Regions from separate parts of the Mus musculus genome. Here region 2 is linked to region 1. Evidence: chromatin loops called from intact Hi-C (ENCODE). Cell type or tissue: left cerebral cortex. All regions are shown on one strand. Each heading gives the region's core, and the rest is flanking DNA. Links, peaks and the distances in the headings are about the cores only.

Region 1 (10,598 bases), core at 759-8,758:
CCTGAGAAATGTTTTTAAATCTGGGTCTAGATTTTCGGTTGTGTTGGGGTGCCCAGGACTAGGTGGGGTGGGAGTGCTGCGTTCTGACGATGGTTAGTGGTCTTGATTTCTGTTAGTAGGATTCTTACGTTTGCCTTTCGCCATCTGGTAATCTCTGAAGCTAGCTGTTATAGTTGTCACTGTTAAGAGCTTACTCTTCAGGTGACTCTGTTAGCCTCTATAAGCAGACCTGGGAGGGTAGCTCTCTCCTTAGTTTCAGTGGGCAGAGTATTCTCTGCAGGCAAGCTCTCTTCTTGCAGGGAGGGTACCCAGATATCTGGTGTTCGAACCAGACTCCTGTCAGAAGTTTTGTTCCACTCACTAGTGGTCTTAGGATCCCGTGTGGAATCCTGTGTGGGCCCTTGCGGGTGTCAGGCGACTCCGCTGGCAAGGTACCCTGGGGCTCAAGTGGAGCAGAAGGGGCTTGTGCCCCAGGTCGCCTGCTTCCCTATTTCCCGAGGTCTCAGGTTCCACGCGATTGGATTGGGGCAGGCACTGTGTTCCACTCACCAGAGGTCTTAGGATCCCGTGGGGAATCCTGTGTGGGCCCGTGCGGGTGTCGGGGGAGTCCCTCCTGTATTTTTTTTTAATGAGTTATTAATGGCCTTCTTAAAACATCTACCAGCATCATGAGATATGATTTTAAATTTGAATCTTGCTTTTTGGGTTTGTTGGGGTATCCTGGACTCGCTGTGGTGGGAGTATTGGGTTCTGTTGATGTGGAGAGGTCTAGGTTTCTGTTAGTAAGGTTCTTACATTTGCCTTTTACCATCTGATAATCTCTGGTGTTTGATGTTCTAGCTGTCTCTGGCTGGAGCTTGTTCCTCCTGTGATTTTGTTAGCCTCTGTCAGAACTCCTGGGAGTCCAACTCTCTCCTGAGTCCCAGTGGTCAGAGCACTTTCTGGGGGTAAGCTCTCCTCTTGCAGGGAAGGTGCACAGAGGTCTGGCCTTCAGATCTACCTCCTGGCTGAGGATGAAGGCCCAAAGTAACCCTGTCCAAGAAGCTCTGTTGCTTTTGTGGGCCAAGTGCTCTCCTGCATGGTCTGGTCTCTGAGAGACACGGGATACAAGATGGCTCTCTCACCTGAGTCCTGGGGTCAGAGCCTTCTCTAGAGGCCGACTCTCCTCAGTGATCCTAAGATCCTGGGTGTGCTTGGGCACCTGCGGCGTGGAGAGTCCTCTGGGGACCATGGGACTGTCTGCTGAGTTTGTGACCAAGGTAGCCTGGGGCTGGTGCAGACTGGAATGAATCCCAGCTGCTGGTTGGGAGGGTTTGCTGTGTCCCTGTTCCTGCTGTCACAGGCCCCTGCAGGTTGTTTTGGAACAGATGTTGTGTTCCACTTACCAGTGATCCCAAGATCCTGAGTGTGCTAGGGTGCCTGTGGCATGGAAAGTCCTCTAGGGACTGTGGGACTGTCTGCCAAGTTTGAGCCCAAGGTAGCCTGGGGCTGGTGCCAACCTCAGGCAAAATATATCTTTAAAAAGAAAAATGTGATAAAAAAAAATGCCTTTTATGAAAAAAGAAAGAAAACTAGAACCCACCCAGAAACAGACTATGGAGCTACACCAAACAGAAGAAGATAGTTCATATGGCAAGTGCTTTCCTCTTGTTTGCCTATAACTGTAACGGGCAGATCCTGTGACCTCATTCCTACAATTTACTCTCTGCTCCTTTCTCTCACATCAGCTCTAAGATGGATGTTATAACACCCAGTTTACAAATGAAACCTAAAAAGTACTCCTACCCCCGGAGCTCATGTCTCTAGCTGCCTATGTATCAGAAGATGGCCTAGTCGGCCATCAGTGGAAAGAGAGGCCCATTGGTCTTGCAAACTTTATATGCCCCAGTACAGGGGAATGCCAGGGCCAAGAAGTGGGAGTGGGTGGGTAGGGGAGTGGCAGAGGAGGGCATGGGAGACTTTTGCGATAGCATTTGAAATGTAAATGAAGAAAATACCTAATAAAAAAAAAGATGTCAAGGAGTTGATTGTGAGAGCCAACAGGTCGGAGAGCTGAGGTGAAAGCTAAAGGCAGCTTGTAGGGGACTGTCACTCTAGAAATATCATGGGGATTGTTTATGTTAAAATTTTTCAATGAAAATTGGAAAATCTAAGAAATGTATTAAAGTCTTGGGTATGTACTATCATTTTTCTAAGCACTCAATAATGTAATGCCTATGCTTAAATCTTTTATTAAAACTATATTTTAGTAAACTTCAACTTTGCTTCAAAGAAGAAAAACAATTTGGAAAAATGATTGTGTCTGCATTGTTACTGCAAATGGGATAATAGTGTGCTGGTATTGCACAAAGTACAATATTTTTAGGCATGCATATGGTGCTGGGAGTTGGACTGTGTCTGTTAGCAATCTTGTGTGATTTGAAGGATGGTGGGGTATAGAGTGGTGACCGGCTTCAAACTTAGCAGAGGATGATGGTCTTGATGACCTTGAGCACCCAATCCTATTGTCTTTGTATCCTAAGCACTGAGACTACAAGCTCCATCCCATGCTTGGCTCAGATTTCTCTTGCTGAGAACTTTAAAAGAAAAGCAGTGTGGTTATATTATTCCCAGTTTACAAATTAGAAAACTGAATTTTGTTGGGCCAGTGAGTTGGTTCAGTGGGTAAAGTTGACTATTGTTAAGCCTGACAGCATGAGTTCAATCCACATGGTGGGAAGAAAAGATCCAGTTCCCACAACTTGTCTTCTGGAGTCCACACTCACACTGTATCTGTCTTAGTTAGAGTTTAATTGGTGTGAAGAGACGCCACGACCAAGGCAACAGTTATAAAAGAAAACATTTAATTGGGACTGACTTACAAGTTTTAGAAGTTTGGTTCATTGCTGTCATAATAGGAAGCAAGGCAGCATGCAGGCAGACATGGTGCTAGAGGAGCCCAGAGTTCTACATCTTGATCTGAAGGCAGCCTGGAGGAGACTTTCTTCTGTAGGCATCCAGGAGGACAGTCTGCATCATACTGGCCAGTCTTGAGCATATATATTTTCATAGCCCTCAAAGCCCTGCCTCCACAATGACACACTTCCTCTAACAAGGCTACACAACCTTCCATAAGACCGCACCTCTTAATAGTGCTACTTCCTATGTGCCAAGCATATTCAAACCACCACAGTGGCATACACCCACACTCAAACAAAATAAATAAATGTCTTTTCTTTATTTTTTTTTTAGAAGAAAATTGAGCTACAGCAAGGAAGAGTAACTTGCCCAACACCACACAAGTCTGTTACTTGAAGCAGGTTAGCTGGCTGGAACCAGATTCTGACTCCTGCCCATCCGGCTGTACTTCACAACTATACTCTTTGACTGTCCTGGTATCTGCTGCCTGTAAACTAATTCCAAAGTTTCCTTTGGGTTGACATCTTTTCTATGACTTATGAGAGATAAGTCTCTTTTGGAATCTTATGGCAAGTAGAAGAGGTTGTGCATAGAGATACCAAAACACAGACAGACCAAAAAACTTCTACTGTTACTGTAGTTCACAATGAATTATTACATATTTTATGGAACTCATGAAGAGTATGACAAAAGCATCTAAATATAAAGAAATGAAAAGAATGAAATGCTAATTACACAGATTTAGCTAGTACATGCTGCATTTATATCATATTATCATACTGTGTCTCATTAATAAATATAAGTAGTTAATGTTAACCAAAAACATGAAACCATTTAAATATTTTTATTACATACATTTTATGTTTTTCTCCATGAAGTACCCTATCCCTGACTAGCATTTGTATAAGTATATGAAACTTAGCCTGGAGAAAAGTCTGCTTTTGACCAATAAATTTGTTATTAAATGATAAGGAATGAGGGCTAGAAAGATGGGTCAGTGGTTTAGGGCATTTATTCCCTTTGTAGAGGACCTGACTTCAATTCCCAGCATCTACATGTTGGCTTTTAACCATCTCTGACTCCAATTCCTAGGGATGCACTGCCCTCTTCTGCCATCCATAGACATCAGGCATGTATGTGACACACATAAATTCATTCAGACAAAACAGTCATGCATATAAAATAAAATAATTAAACCTTTAGCAATTTTAGTGATAAACAAATGGGGGCTCTCAAGAACTAAGAACATGTTCTGCTCTTGGGAAGGACTCACATTTGGCTCCTCACAACTGCCAGTTCTCTCCAGCCCCAGGGAAAAGAAGTCCTCCTTACACTCCTCAAGCACTTTCACTCACTAGTGCATTTACACGCGCGCACACACACACACACACACACACACACACACACAATTTTATTTTTTAATTCTTAATAATAAATAAAGCCTTGATTCTGAATATCTTTTGAAAGCCACATGACTAGCTTGGTGATTCCCCAGTTGAAGTATAGCCAGAAACAGTCAGCAAAATTGTTAACATATGGACTTGTAGACCCTGTTCCCAGAACTTCTACTTCATCAGGCCAGGGACCAAACCCACACACATCTGACAAATTCCCAGGAGCCCTGATGTTGCTGGTAAAGTACCATGTTTTGGTAGTTTTTAACATGCTCTGACACAAGTCAGAAGCGTAGGCATCTAAAGCCACTGCTCTTAAATTGAGAGGCCCCCTCATCCTACACCCCCACTCCACCCATAACCTGATCCTAGAATAGGTAAATGACAGACAGAAAACATATACCTCAATTTGCAATAATCAGGACTGGAGTTATTTACTCAAAGACAAAACAACTGATTGGAGAGTAGTGGAAGTTTAAATGTGTCTCTTTCTCTGTGAAGTTGCTGATTACTTTTTAAATTTTTTACATTTGCTTATTATGTATGCAGGCATGCATGTAGATGTCAGAGGACACCTTGTGAAAGTAGGTTCTCTTTTTCAACACTGTGGATTCCAGATACTGAATGCAGGCTAGCAGGATTAGCAGTTAGCACCCTTATGAGATACCTCACCGGCCCTTAATTACTACTAACCTGAAAGGAAACCAGACTGTAACTGTTTGGATCACATTGGTGCCAAATTATCTAATTAAATTCACCTATCAGTATAAAGAATAAAAAATGCATTTGAGTTACAAAGTCCAAAGGCCTGCAGGGGTGAATTAAACAAGGCCCATGCACCCTCTAGTGGGGATTGAGCACTTCATTGTTCAAAGGCTACAAAATGCAAAACATCTCGCATTCAACATGAGATTGTTAAATAATTCTTTAATTTTTTTATTGGTTCTTTGTGAATTTCACATCATGCACTCCAGTCCCACCCATCTCCCTTTTCTCTCAGCCCACCCTGCTTGCACCCTTGCAACCACCCCTCCAAAAGACAAAAATATCTTGGGGAAGCTGTAGTGTGTCAGTGTGTCCTACAGTATTCGCTTTTGTCCACAATTCTCTACTTGCAAATGGTCATTGCGATGACTCATTGGTCTGATTCTAGGACTCTTGACTTCTACTACACTATCAATACTAGAATCTCATTGATACTCTTCCCAGATATTCTGTTGTTGCCCTGCGTCATGGAAATCCTGTAGTTTTGGATCTGTAGGATAATTCATGCACTCTAGCAGTGTATTGATGTTGAGGTGAGCCAATTCAAAGTCCTGGATCAGGTCTTCACATTCTCTGGCCAGTTCACCAGCAACCCCCACAGCCAAGGCCAGCTCTATTCTGCTTCCAAAGGGAGGTGCAGGGCTCTTTCTTCTAAGTGTTGGACTAGGGACAGGGACAGTCCTCTCACTATCATGATCCCAGGACCAGTTCTCCCACCTTTTGGAGATGGCAATGGGTGAGGATGGTGAAGGGCATTTTTTCCATTTTCTGTAGTGCCACATGGCAGAGAAGTTTGAGGATCAATTCTCTCACACTCACACTCTTGGGGTCAAATTAACCTTGTCCACACTATTCTGTATTCCATGTGAGGTGCAAGACCTTCTCTCCAGAGTACTGCACAAGGTGATAGGCAGGACCAGCTCTCCTGCTTTCACAGCCCTGTGGCCAGCTCTTTCACCCACCACAGGTTACAAGGGCAAACGGGAGAGGAGAAGAGTGTCTCTCCCTCATCCAGGCCACCACACACCAGACAAGGAAGAGGGCTGGTTCTCACACTCATAATTACAACTCGACCACAACTTCTACAATGTGCAGGCCCACTCTACAGAGTACTGCAGCTGGCTAGGGGCAGGATCAACTCTCCCAATCTCGTACCCCCAGGGCCAGCTCTCCCAGGATGCCCAGGTGAGGGATGGGGCCAGGGGCCAGTACTACACAGCCCGTAGACATCAATATGTTCCCTGGCAGCAACCCAGACCAGGGGCATCAGCTTGAACTTTGGTAGTAACAGACCCCTACTGCTGCAGGGCCATGGACCCAGATGTGTACAACTGTGGCAGCACAGGCCAGGACCCCACCATGGTCCAGGTGCCATCAACAGGTACTCAAATTAAGCTGTTCCTCACTACCATTAAGTCTCCAGTTCTGCCTCTCTTCATTGTGTCCACATCCTTCTGCTTCTCTTTCTCTTTCATCTCTCCACCACTTACTTCCTCCTCTTAGTGGTGAATTGAAGGTAATGAAAAACAGGCAGATATGAGAAAGCCATGGTGAGCTCCTGGCTTGGCCATGGCGAGCTGCTGCCAAGTGCCATGTCTGGGTCTCTGGTCCCGCTACAGCTGGGTTATGTGTCCATGTCTGTGGCCTGAGTTACCACTAAAGGCCAAGTGGATATCCGTGGTCTGGGCTGTCACCAGAGACCATGTGGATATCTGAGGGTCATGCTGCCCTGGAATAACATGCTGATCTAAATTGCCTGTGCTGCCACCTGAGGCCATGGGGACATCTAGGCCCATGCTCTGTTGGCAGGTTTGAGTGGGGCTAGGAGGACATTTCTGGCATTCTGGTCTTATGGCATCCACAGTCTGTGTTGATGTCCCAGGCCAGTGTAACCATGAAAGGCCATGCAGATGTCCCTGATTTGAACCTGAAGTGCCACACCCACCCCAGTGATGTCTTTGTGACAGGCCTAAAGACTTGGGCACAGTTCCAAGGCAAAGAGTTTCACAGAAACTCAGTCTCCTGGAAAACTTGACACGAATGTTCCAAACATGTTCCTGTGCTAGTCGGTGGATGGATCTGTGTGCTTTGTTTCAGTGTTGTTTTATTATAGGTGCCTCCAAAAAAATGATTTTACTAATACCTAAAGAAGTTTGAACTCTACTGTCTGGCCTTCACCAATATTCTAGGCAATCCTTGAGCTGACCGTGGGCTTGGAATTTTGTAAGAATGTTATTTATCCAGATGAAATTCCCCAGTATTGACAGTTAATAATCAGACATCTCAGTTTGCCAGATAGGAGCTAGTATTCTCAGGGCTAGTTCAAAATAGTAAACTTAGAATTCTCATTACAGTCAGGTATAGCAGACTATATTGCATATTAGAAGAAAGTTGGTGAGTTCTTCTGACAAATGGAGATTCCCTACAGACACTAAAAAGAGCACCAAGTTACTCCCAAATGCAAGAACTTACCATGGCCTAGGAAGAAGGAGGGTTGTGGTTTAAGGAGGAACTACAGTATTGCATTGTTCATGAAAAGGTCTGCAAGAGCAGAACCCCCTGGTGCAAGCTTTCACAGGGCTCAGAGGAATAGCATAAATTGTGACTAGGGTGTGACATCCTCACCTGGCCCTTGTCTATTGCTGACTCTAGATAGGGCTGATCTTATCTCTGTTGTAAACTTTGCCTGGTTCCTGTCAGTCTTTTGAATGCATTTTTCTGTTTTGTGTCAGATAACTTCAATGTACCTTGGCTGAAGTGTTACCTAACTTCTTTGTTTTCTTCTGTTATATATAAGTCTGATGCTCACTTTGAAAGATTACATTCAGATACAGCACTCTCTCTGGTGTCCATATTTGTTTGTCACTTTTTGCCGACTCCCTGCCCACCTGTACCGGGACCCTGATTCTCATGTGGATTGAGGGGCTGGCTGAAGCCAGTCCACAGCACTGAAGCACTTTGGAGAGCTGGTCCTATCCCTTGCCTGTGTAGGATAGTAAAGCTCACTCCCCCCACCCCTGCCCACAATGGCAGGGTTATGGGTAAGCCAGCCCCAAGGCCATGAGCATGGGAAAGCTGTCCCCATCCCTCATCTGCAGTCTACCATTAGGTGGCTTGGCAATGAAAAGATGCATACCTCCCATCCCCTCATCCCTCCCACCCATACCCACCCCTGCCACATAAGGCAGGTGGGAGAGCTGGCCCTGAGGTCATGAGAGTGGGAGAGCTGGATATGCACCTCACCTGGGAAGCACAGAAGGACACTCACTGGCTGTGGGGTTGCAGGTAAACTGATCCTAAGGGTATAAGAACAGGAGAGATAGCCCCAGTCCTTGGTGACTTTGGAATTGGGTGAGCTAGTCAAGGCAGTACTGAAGAGCTTGCCCAGGTGGTGTGGGTTCAAGAGAGCTGGCAGGCTGAGCAACTCAGCTATCTCCAAGGCCCAGATCTAGGGCTTTGAGTTGGCCCATTCCAACATCTTCCCCATTCAAGCCTCTGAACTGCACAAACTTCAATTCAAAATGAATCAAAGATATTAATACCAAGCCTGGAACTGAAATTGCCAGAAGAGATCATAGACAAATATGTAGTCCTCCATGTATACAGGCTTTAAAATATAGACCCAGGAAAGGGCTTCCTGAAAAGGGCTCTGACAGGACAATAACTGGCAAAGGAAATCACAAGAAAGTAAAAGACTATACTCAAAAGAAATGATGGATAGCATAAGACACTGATTACTGAACAGGAAAAAGCCTAGAAACTGAACATTACATAGGCAGCTAATATCTAAAACATATAAAAATTACAAAAATAAATAAATATCAAAAAAATCAGTCATTCAATGAAATGAACTAATAAACTGAATAGAAAGCCTAGAAATTAGAAGCACGAATGGCCAATAAATGATTTTGAAAAGTGTTCAACATGCTTATATATCATGGAGATTCAAATGAAAACTACTTTGAGAAACCACATGGAAATTTCATATTATTCAGCAAGAAAGTAAGTGACTCCTGAGGGCATAGAGAAAGAGGAATCCTATTTGCTGTTGGGGGAGGGGGGACATAAACTGGTACAGCCTTGGAGGTCAGTGTGGGGCTTCCACAAGAAACTAAAAGAAGAAATGCTACATACGTCCAGAGCCCATAAGAGTTAGCGAGCACTCAAGGGTACATACCCCAACTAGTCTAAGTCAGTATATCACAGAGATATGTTTTTATTGCTGCACTACTCTCAATCTCCAAGGCATGGAAGAAGCACATGAAAACAACATTCATTGCAGTTCTAATGCCCTCTTCTGGTCTCCATGCATGCATGTGTGCACAGACATGCATGCAGGCAAGACACTCATACATATAAAACAGTTCTTTAAATACAATAAGTGAAAAGAAGAAAGTGTGTTACTTGTATTAATTATTCTCTGATTTCTGACTGTACAAACATCTCTTGACTATCCCATCATGATGGACTGTATCTTGTAAATATAAACCAAAATACACCCTGTCTCCCTTAAGTCGCTTTTGTCAGACTACTTCAATCACAGAAACAGAAAAACATGACAAAGCAGTGTGGAAATTTTGATAGTGTTTGAAATTTGTCTCTTATTTATTAAGTAATTTATTTAGAGATGGTCCCATCTATCGCAGGCTGGCCTTGAACTCACTAGATAGACAAAGATGACCCTGAAATGTTTTTATCTTAAACACTGGGTTTACTACCGTACCTGATTTATGCATTGATGGGAACAGAACACAGGGCTTTGTGTATACTAGATAAGCACTCTACCAACTCTACCCTTATTTTGTTTTTGTTTGTTTCTTTGCATTTTGTTTTGTTGAGATGTGATGTGTCTCAGCTATATAACCTACACTAACCTGGATCCACTGATCCACTTCCCAAATTCTGAGAAAAAAAAAAGGTGTGTCCACCTCAGCCTCCTGTTTAAAATCTTTAATTTCCTATTTACAAAGGCACTATTGGCCACTGATGAGGCCAACTGTCTCAATTGAAGCAGGCATACTGGTACTACAAGTCTCAAGTAGCCCCTGGGAATCAGATGGCTGCAGAAGGATTGTTGTTGTTGTTGTTGTTGTTGTTGTTGTTCCCTTTCTTCCTGCCTTATCCTTACAAATCTCTTAAGAGAAAATAGAGTCTTCTGTACAATTTGAATCCCCAGTAGAACACTGCTCATGAATTTACCATCAGCCAAGACTCTAAGGCCATGTTCCACTATATGTTCTATACTATTAAATACAGTAATAAAGGTAAAAACAGTTCTGTATATATACTGTATATACCTAACAGATTCACTGTTGAAACTCAAACCATTTCCAATTGTACCTCTTCCTTACAAGGGTTAACAACGTTAATGTACAGAATTAAAGGGCTTAGAAGGAGATTTTCTTAGTTATCAAAATGTGATTTGTTTTATTTCAGCTTTTTGTTTCTCTGAGATAGAGTCTCACTATGTAACCCAAGTTGGCCTCAAGCTCCCCATCTTCCTATTTAGACCTCCTAAGTGCTAGTATTCCAAGTGTGCAA
Region 2 (10,598 bases), core at 1,265-9,264, 280 kb before region 1:
TGGAGGCAGAACTTTACTGGTAGGGTTAGTGAGTTCCTGAATAGTCCCTGGTAACCTGGATCCAAGTGGATTAATTTAGAACCCAACTTCCAATAAATTACCTATGGAATACTTCCTAGCAAACATTGTTTAAAAATATATATATACAAATAACTCTTCCCTGTTTCAAAAAAGATTACCTTTCAAACAAAAGAATGCATCTGGAATAAGATTAATTTAAATTTAAGTCAGAACTCTGCCATGAATAAATTCCTATAGGTCTGTTCTACCTCTGTAAGATGTACATGAACTATGCCTAGATGAGAATCCATGAAATGGATCTGTATGAAAATTAAATGAGGAAAAGGTACCTGGGATTCTGGGTGTTGGTCAGTCCTCATTAAAGCAATGAAGCTTCAATTCCCTCCTATCTTTCCTCTCTTTCCAGGCTTCACAGAAAGTGGGGTGTGGTCACTTAGTGAGAGAACATGAAGAGATTGTGATGATATTAAACATTTCCGCTGGGCCTACTACAGCCAGGCCTTATTCTAAGTGCTTTAACCCATGTAGTTGTTCTTTAAAACCCTGTATCTTCTCTATAAGCTCTGGCTTTATAGGTAAGAAGCTAAATTCTTGTAGGGTCCCTCTGCTAATAAGTAATAGACACAGTTGTTATTAGATCCTGGATTACCTAACCCTTGATCACAAAATGTCAGGCTAGAAAAGACAGGGGGATTGCCTTAGTGATAGTCCTTTGGTTTGCATACTGTTTTTAAAATCAGGCAAATGACTGGGAGAGAGTTCAGTCAGTCGAGTACTTGTCTTGAGAGCATATGGATATGAGCATGGTTCCCACAATCCACTTAAGTATGTAGGGTAGTAGTGTGTGCTTCTAACCTCAGCAATAAGGGGGCAGATCCAGGCAGATGCATGGGATCAAATGGCCTAGCATACTGGGTAAGTCCTAGTCGTGTGAGAAACCATGTTTCACAAAAGATAGATGGCACCCAGGGAACAATGTGGCTAACCCCTGGCCTCCAAAGAAATGCATAAACATGAACATATGCATACAGGGAGATCAGAGGAGAGGTTGCATATATTTGTGACACACAAAACAGTTCTAACAGGAGGCAGCTAATGGTAGTTAGCATACGCTCTAGACTAAGATCGCTAGGTCAACAAAATCTGCCATACTCAGTCAGGTTTAGTAGGATCTGCTTCACTTGTAATCTGAATTCTCACTTGAGTTTACGTTCTAGAAAGACAATGCAATAAACACTGTCTTAGCCAAGAAGAAGAAGCAAGAACTATGTTCGTTACTGTGCACTCAGTGGTTGACCTATTTAAATAGCATTGAGAACCAAAGGAATGTAGGAAAGAAGTCTGCATGAAATGTAATCAACAGTCGCCTTCAGCTCCCAACCAGCAAAGAAGATACTTGAGAGAAGTCTTCTAGCTAGATGTGCAAGTCATAAACTCACATATCCTAGCACCTAAGTACGAATCCTACATAGAAGTTTTCATGTAGGCAACAGGGTAAAGACTCAGTTGCTTCCATTGTTACTTGTATCCTTTTAACATTTGAATAAAGAGTCTGAATTCTCACATATTTCTTAACTTGAGCAACAACATCCCAACAATTTGTTTTCCTCCTTTATCTATTTAGGTCATGCTGATAGGTATGACTGTAAGGAGTACCCATGTATATAGTGAAATCTTCCTAGAAAACAGTGGCATTTTAAAGGCCTGAAGCCTATAAAAAAGGAAAGCCCTGGTTTACAAGTAAGGAACCATGTCGTGCCCAGCATGACTCCAGAGATGGACCTGACTAAGGTGGTGAAGGCATGAAAACAAGACAGACACAGGGACAAACCTGGGATCAGGCTGTCTAGGCTCTCAGTTGGAGGAGGCACAGCAGCTCAGAATCTCAGCATGTTTATTACATAGTGGATCAGGGAAGCAGGGTTATGGCATACAGATAAACAGGGAGACAGGGTTGATGGGGCACAGCTGGATCAAGGAGACACATTTAGCTAATCTAGTTATAAGCAGTCTCTGCTGGGGAACAGTCCTCAACCCATAAAAAACTGGGGCGGAAGGGGGGTGGCCTGTGGTAGAAATTTTCTGCACACAATGTTAACACTTGCACGTAGCTCCCCATTGAAGACTTTGCCATTTACCTCTGAACCTCACCCCAGGATTTTGCTATTTCTCCATGGGACCATGAGGCTCTAGAACCTTTAATGTGGTCTGGCTCAGGTCAATGCACACATTACTCAGGATTTCACTTGTTCAGGCTTTCTCTACTCCCTACAGAAACAGATTAAAGAATTTACCTAAAACCTCAGAGCACAGAAACTATCATGTGCCATGTTCTGTACTCAGGTCCATGTTCTGCTGGAGTCTTCACACTGCCTCCCTCAGATCTTCTCTACATGAGCTATTCAAGAAAGCCACCATGTTGTCACCATAGGCACAAAAATATCATATACTCTCTATATAGAGGTTTACCTAGCAGACATATCTTTAACCAGGGGAAATTTTGCATCATTCCTTAGCAACCCTCTCTTTGTAGAGTATATTTCTTGTTTCACCTTCATGGTTTCATTTCAATCAGTTTTATTAACTGAGACCAGAAAAAAAAATCACCAGTTTTTTTCTTTTTATCATTTTGTTTTGTTATGAACATGGAGTGGTGTTGATTATGTCTACAAATCTCTAAGTGAAATTTTACAAACCGTTTTCTTCTCTAGTCTCTTGAGTCGCAATCTCTCACAAGTACACAAACCATCCCAACCACTCTTCAGCTCTTTGTGGAATATGCTGAATGATTCTGAAAGACTTGGTCATTCCCCAAACACCACCCCAAAAACAAATCACTGGACTCCAGGATCCTCTTCTTGCAAAGTTGAACGGAGTTCAAATGTTCTATCTGACCTAGGTCCAATGACAATGAGGCTGTGTATAGAAGATGATGTGTATGAATTCTTGAAACTACCATGGCAAAGCGTGGTGAGGGAATTCTGTCTGGGTCTTCCAAAAACTCACTGCAATCTGGGATAACATGGGGATTTTTTTCACAGCAGCTATAGCCTAACCACAATGTGCACATGTCTGCTCATGTAACTAAAAGTTAACTTAATTTTAGTAATGTACAGCTCAAGTTGTCTCACATCCAAAACAATGAGTGTGGCCTACTTGGTGTTTCCCTACTTTATACATTTAAGCAGACAAAAGAAACTGAGAAAATAAACCAAAGAAAATAATTGTTGCCTGATCAAAATGATTAAAACATTTTTAATGGAACATTCCACGATGTGGACAGAGAATATAGAAAAGATATTTTCACCAAGATGAATTTGTTTTCTAAGAAATGGCCCCTGATCTGCAGTTTCCGCAAGGACCATTCATCTGTTTACCACATGCTGCAGCAAAGGACACACTTCACTTAGCTCCAGGATTTGCCTCAGACCCAGCTTATTCCCTGGTTGTTCTGCTAGGCTTCAAAATGGCCCCTACCTCAACAATTCTTGAAGACATTCCATGCGAAGTATCATTGGTGTGCTGTGAGCATGTAATGAACCCTGTGAACCATCTAAAAGAAAACAATATTTTTCAAACTACAACTATTTTGAAGAGTGTTCCCCAACTCCAAATGTTGTATTGCTGGTACCTAGAATAAATTCACAGCACACAGCAGATATTTAATAAATTCAGTACTTTTGTGAAAACATTTAAAAAGTCTCACAATGCCCTGTTAGTCTCCTAATAGCCATGCAATCTTCAAAGGTTTCATTGTATGTTATCCTCAATGGGTCTTTAGTTCACTAATTATAGAGGTATACATAGCCAAAAGGAAACAAAGTCCCAGAGACCAAAAGCCATCCCACCCTATCAATCAGCCCCCATCTACAGTTCTGGAGCTAAAAGGAAAACTAATTGCTTTTGAGTTACTTGTTTTATTTATGTGAAAACTGAAGCCCATGTTCTCAGGTTGCATAACTTAGCTTTCACTTAGCACTGTCTGAGTTCCACTTGTTATTTCCCATCCCTGTTTCTTCAGTAGGGAGCCTCTACTCTCTGGAGACTGACTACTTGATAGACTTGAGGATTTCTTCTTTAATCCCCACAGCACCACTGCGATGGTGGTGATAGGAGCCACAGTTTGAATTTCTCTTACCTACCAAGAGCCAGAGGTTTCCATAACTAAGAAGTGTGTACCAATGGGTAGACACAGCCTTCTATTGAGAGGATGGTCTTTACAATTCACCTGAGAATGTGAAATGTCTTGTTTTTAATTTCATGACTAGCTTCAATGGGAAAATACCATGGTTTCCCAAAACTATTGCGACAAAGAAGCAAATCCTTCCATTTGGCCACAAGGGGGCAGCTGGGACATTTCTCCCTAAATCTTTGAGTTCTAAACCACTGAAAAAATGGGCTTTGTGGCCTGAGCTCACTATGCAATCTAACAGTACCTTTCAAACAAGTTCTCAACATGTCACAGCATTTTCTCATGGTGTTTCTTGGAGTGTGTATTGTTTTGTTTTAAAACAAATTATTTTCCGATTTCTTTCCAGATCTAGAGAACGCTCTGGTTTAGAACTTTGAGCCAAGATTACCATCTACAAAGATCTTAGGAGACCAATAAATTGTTAGGCTAATTTGGAAAGCTACAGAAAATGTTTTATTTTAATTATGTTTGACCCCAGATAAAAATAAACAGTAATGATCATCTAATTCTGCTGCACTTAATAAAGCCTGCTCTAAGTGCTTCAGGACTTGCCAAATATTTGCCTCATCACCTAGATGCCTTTCGTCATTCCCATTTTCATGATATCCCAAAAACTTTCAAGTCAAAATTTATTGTGAAATTTTATCCCTGAGCTAAATAGTGGGAGGTCCTCAAACACACACACACAAACAAACAAACAAAACAAGCAAAGATTTGTGACAGCTTAATTCCACATCTTTATAGCTCTGCAAAAAACAAATTCACCTCATCATTTAGATACATAAATAGTTGGAAGTTAATTTGAAAAACAAATGCTAGATCTCATATATACGTGAGTCCTGGAGGGTGGGGTGTATATTCACATGACAGTTACAGGCACTTTAACGATATGGATTTTGTCACTATTTAAAATAGATACTTAAATGTGCTCCAAGGTTTTGTGAGTCCTTTCTCTAACCATCTTCATTAGAACTGTAACTCAGCCCAAACTCACACTCACACAGGCATACTCACCCTGCTCTAAGTCCTTGAATAACTTCTGATGTGCCATATATATGTGGCTTCGGTTACCCTCTCACTAACTCCCTTTCCTCAGCTACAAGATGCCTATGAGCAAAGCAGAACTTTGCCCTTTTCATTCAGTGCTATATTTTTAGTTTACAGTCATGCCTGGCATGCTATGGAAATACAGGTCTTTAGAAAAATGGTGTAATTACCAAAGGAGAAAGTTTCCTATTATACATTTGAAAATGGCTAATTTCAGACATTTTTTTTTATAATAGCCAGAAACTGGAAAGAACCCAGATGTCCCTCAACAGAGAAATGGATACAGAAAATGTGGTATATTTACACAATGGAGTACTACTCAGCAAGTAAAAACAATGAATTCATGAAATTCTTAGGCAAATGGATGGATCTGGAGGATATCATCCTGAGTGAGGTAACTCATTCACAAAAGAACACACATGATATGCACTCACTGATAAGCAGATATTAGCCCAGAAACTTAGAATACCCAAGATACAATTTGCAAAATACATGAGACTCAAGAAGAAGGAAGACCAAAGTGTGGATACTTTGTTCCTTCTTAGAAAGGGGAGCAAAATGCCCATGGAAAGAATTGCAGAGACAAAGTTCAGAGCTGAGACAGAAGGAGGAACCATCCAGAGATTGCCCCACCTGGGGATCCATCCCATATACAACCACCAAACCCAGACACTATTGCATATGCCAGCAAGATTTTGCTGACACGACCCTGATATAGCTCTCTCTTGTGAGGCTGTGCCAGTGCCTAGCAAATACAGAAGTGGATGCTCACAGTCATCTATTGGATGGAACACAGGGCCCCCAATGAAGGAGCTAGAGAAAGTGCCCAAGGAGCTAAAGGGGTCTGCAACCCTATAGGAGGAACAACAATATGAATTAACCAGTAACCCCCAGAGCTGTGTCTCTAGTTGCATATGTAGCAGAGGATGGCCTAGTTGGCCATCAATGGAAGGAAAGGCCCTTGGTCTTGCGAAGATCATACGCCCCAGTACAGGGGAATTCCAGGGCCAGGAAGTAGAAGTGGGTGGGTTGGAGAGCAGGGCAAGGGGAGTGTTTAGGGGCTTTGGGGGTAGCATTTGAAATGTAAATGAAGAAAATATCTAATAAAAATGAAAATGGCTAATTTATCTTAAATTTTCAGAAACTCATTACAATACATAGTAATCTTCTGGGTTAATATCAAAGTATATTAAAGCATTCTTGGGTTCGTGGTCATCGCTTAGAACATCTTCTGGAATGCCCAGTCACAGCTGGGCCCTATTTCCCAGGTCATCAAAGATGAGCCATGTTATTAGCAAAGGTGTTTCTCCTGAGTTGGCATACTATTACACTGGCAAAGGAGTAAATTACTGCAAATGTCATTGACCTGGAAGTAAGAGCCCATAGTTCTACTTTTGCCTTTGCCACCGGCCACCCAGGAGTTTGATTATCCATTTAAATTCTTAATGTTTCAATGTACTATTCCAAAGAACAAAAACAAAAAACAAACAACAGAAAGAAAACTGTAGAAGATTAACCTTGCCAATGCAAAAGACTTTTGGAGTCTCACTAAATACAGAAGTGTTTAGAAAGTTCAAAGCATTTTTCAAAGGAGGTATTTCAAAAAATCAATGCTTCCGGTTCTCTGTTAAATACACCTTTACTTTTTATGATGACCACAGACCTTTCTTTTCTTTAAGTCAGTGTCTCACTATGAACCTCTAGTTGTAACTTACTATCTAGGCTACAATAGTCTCCTAGAGCCATCCACCTGCCTCCATCTTCTAAATGGTTATCTATTTTTGATGGCTTAATGGACAGTCCTAGGCTTGATACATTTCTGTTAATCAAGAGATCTACCCCTCTTGAGTCAAGGTAACCCAACCCCCAGACTTTCCCTTTGCCCACGGCTTATTTGATTGACATTGAAAGTTTGTATTGGTCCCATCTCTCTAAGCAAACCTTATCTGGAAACCAACATTACATAAGAAGGAGGGATGTGCATCAAGCCAAAGTACCCAGCAGCCTTGCAAGTGTGTTTAGCTCTGGTAAATGAGTTTCTGCGGCTCATACTTGATAGACAGATATATTCTTTACTCTACATGATAGGATCACAAATCTCCCCCCTGCAAGCATTTCACAGTAGGTACTTAAAGAATGAACATTAAGGGGCTTTCTGCCACTGTCTCCCTTCTACACTCAGATACATCCTTCACACACTCACTTCTCACCTCCTGATGACTTTCTCATGTACTCATTCATTCAGATTATCAAGCCTGTCTGACTGAACTTCCTTGATACACCCAAGGGATACTGCACCCTTACTGTAGTCTGCCCTCTTGTGGTACATCTACAGAGATTCTGTACCTTGAGGGACTGACCGCCTTGTTTTGTTCTATTTCACCTCATGGCTTGTACAGATCACAAGACCTTCACTGTGGCTAACCCAAAACATGTAAAGTCATGCCTAAATTGACAAAGCCCCGAGCATGCACAGACAATATAAGCAGTCTTTAACTTCAAAAATAAATGGCATGCTTCAATTTTTTCTTTGAAGCATGCATTCTCTAGCACTTAGTATACATTTCTCTATGGGAATAGCACACCCATTACAAAAGTTATTCCTTCAGAAATATGTGAAGAGCATCTTCCAATTTTGTGCTGTCAGGTAGCTCAGTAGAAACAGAGGTGAGACAGTCAACCTCTTTCCTCCTGCACAACATAGGGGATAGTGGTGGAAGCAAATAGTACTGGAGCAGTGTCGTGCGTGAGTGTGTGTGTGTGAGAGAGAGAGAGAGAGAGAGAGAGAGAGAGAGACAGAGACAGAGACAGAGACAGAGACAGAGAGACAGAGAGAGAGACAGAGAGACAGAGAGACAGAGAGACAGAGAGAGACAGAGACAGAGGGGGCGGCAATCAGACCAGACCATACAGAGCACACTGACAGCAAAGAAGCCGGGGGTGGGCCTTCTGCCTAGGTGAAACCAAGAGCTTCCACAAAGAAATAATCAATCCTGCTGAGGCTGAAGAATGAGGAAGCAGACTGCAGGCAGCAGGCAGATGAGGGGGAGAAGGGTGTTCCTGGTATGTGGTTGTCAGATTGCCAAGCCAACACCCAAGCACCAATTTAACCCCTGTTTAGCTCTGCAAGTGGAGAGCACTATATCCAAAGCAGAAATAGAATAGAATTTTGTTAGCCAGCTGAAGCAAGCTGGTGCTGGGGCATCAGTCTAAGACCCTCAGAAAGGCATACATGGTCCTGGGCTGATTCATCAACCACCCACCATTATCTACCACAACTATCCTAAGGCAAAGAAGGAAAGCCATACCTTTTTTGGGACTGGGTGGGCTGTTCTTGTGCTTTCATTTTCTTGTAAAGTTTCAATGTGAATTTGAGGTCACGAGTCAGGCTTATTAGACACTGTACCTACAAGACAGGTCCACACCCTGAGGAGCTTAAAAGTGAGCTATGTAGGCAAGGATTATGCATATAAAATAACTAAGAGCATAAAAACATAGCTGCCAAAACAATGACACATGCTGTAAGCACTATACCCCAAGCCTTCATTACTTTCTCTTGAACATGCTCAGTTTAGTTCAACAAGTGTTTTACATTAAATGACCACTGCAGGTCTGTTGACAAGTTAAGATAGAATTCAGCAATGCAAAAGACAGTGTCCACAAAATTTTGCAAATGTAAATAAGTGTTCCTCCCAGAGATGTCAGATTAAGTCAACTCTGGAAAGACTCTAGGGAGTCTAATTAATAGGAATTCTTTTTTACTCAATATGGGGAAATACATCAACACTGAATAGGTCTGAGAAAGAATTTCCTACCAATCAGAGCTGTCCCAGCTACAAGGAACCTCCTTGGGAGATAGAAAGTTTCCAGTCAAGCTAGAAAATTATTTGGCAGTAATCTTATAGGGGTGATGCAAAAATCAATGACCAGTGGGCTCCCCACCTGTGATTGCAAGAACCTCTGAAGCCCTCTGGCCATAGCCTAATCAACATATCTGGGTAAGCACCCTATAGCAGCAGCAATGGTTATGGTCATTAATTAGAATTACCAGAGACCAAAGTAAATGGTGTCAAGAAACTAGAGGTTGGTAAAATATGACTTCCACCAAGAGCCTGAACAGACAGAATGAAGTTAGAATTTCTACAGTGTCTCAGAATGTAGGAACTCAGTATTCAAAGGGGTTTGTGGTCATTAGACAAAGACCTAGCAAAACCTGACACTTGTTGAAGAAGAGATCAGAATTCTAGAGGACATTGTAAAGCTCTAAGACCTCTGGAAAGCACAATTCAAGGGCCATTATGGCTGATAGATGACTCTAAAAAGCTTACAGGCAAAGATGTTGCCAAAGATTTGCTCAAGAAGACTTCCTCCAAAAGCCAACTAGTGGTATATGGATGAGCCAGTCACATAGGCCTTCTGAGTATGATACACAGCCTCAAAGATGGACTGGAAAAGAGGAATACTGTCTGAGGGCCCATCTCAAGAAAGAAGTTGTTTGAAAACCTGGCATGGCTCAGGATATCAAAACAAATGGCAATGGATATAATTCAATGATGCTGAAACAAAGTCAGTGCACTAGTATCTGTTTTAACTCTTGAAGTAAGAAAATAAGTCATGTTTAAATCTCTACCCAACCAATTCTGAGATCAGACTTTGAATTCATTCATTCATTTATTTATTTATTTATTTATTTGTTTATTTGTTTATTTATTATTAGATATTTTCTTCATTTACATTTCAAATGCTATCCCAAAAGTTCCCTATACCCTCCCTCCGCCCTGCTCTCCTACCCACCCACACTTGGCCCTGGCATTCCCCTGTACTGGGGCATATAAAGTTTGCAATACCAAGGGGCCTCTCTTCCCAGTGATGGCCAACTAGGCCATCTTCTGCTACATATGCAGCTAGAGATACGAGCTATGGGGGTACTGGTTAGTTCATATTGTCGTTCCACCTATAGGGTTGCAGATCCCTTCAGCTCCTTGGGTGCTTTCTCTAGCTCCTCCATTGGGGGCCCATTCTTATGAGCTTCAGAAAGCAATGCAACTGGATTAGCATCTTTCCACAAGGACTCTTTTGCACTGAGCTCTCCAGTACCAGTATGCAAATGAAGAACCCCTTATAGGAGAAGACAAGACTATCAGCAGGCCATCTCCTATTGTGCCTGAAGGAACTGAACAACGTAAAATAATCTTGATTCTTAAATTCCCAACATAACTTCTTTTCCATCTGTCTCCTCCCCCAGCCCCTTTTACTGAGTTTGGATTAATTAGTTAAGATAAATGAATAGCAGTGAAATCAATGCACCACATACTAACAGCATTTTAAGAGAAAGAAA

Evidence for each region. A loop is a pair of places that touch in the nucleus more often than their neighbours do. Peaks named below come from ENCODE experiments on the same cell type or tissue, not always from the same donor. Only the 100,000 strongest peaks of a DNase experiment are listed, where the experiment ranks them.
Region 2: a loop joins it to region 1, with 6 times the contacts of the local background. A loop is called at or near these places in 5 of 42 quality-filtered maps.

Annotation. Positions count from the first base shown.
Region 1 is chr11:29,087,465-29,098,062 of GRCm38, forward strand. No RefSeq gene overlaps it. Among named protein-coding and RNA genes, the nearest start is that of Pnpt1, 38 kb to the right of the region's middle. In left cerebral cortex, for the core only: a CTCF peak has its summit at 5,140; a DNase peak (open chromatin) is centred at 5,115.
Region 2 is chr11:28,804,486-28,815,083 of GRCm38, forward strand. No RefSeq gene overlaps it. Among named protein-coding and RNA genes, the nearest start is that of Gm34185, 43 kb to the right of the region's middle. In left cerebral cortex, for the core only: CTCF peaks have their summits at 4,358 (motif pointing right) and 7,587 (motif pointing left); DNase peaks (open chromatin) are centred at 4,386 and 7,560.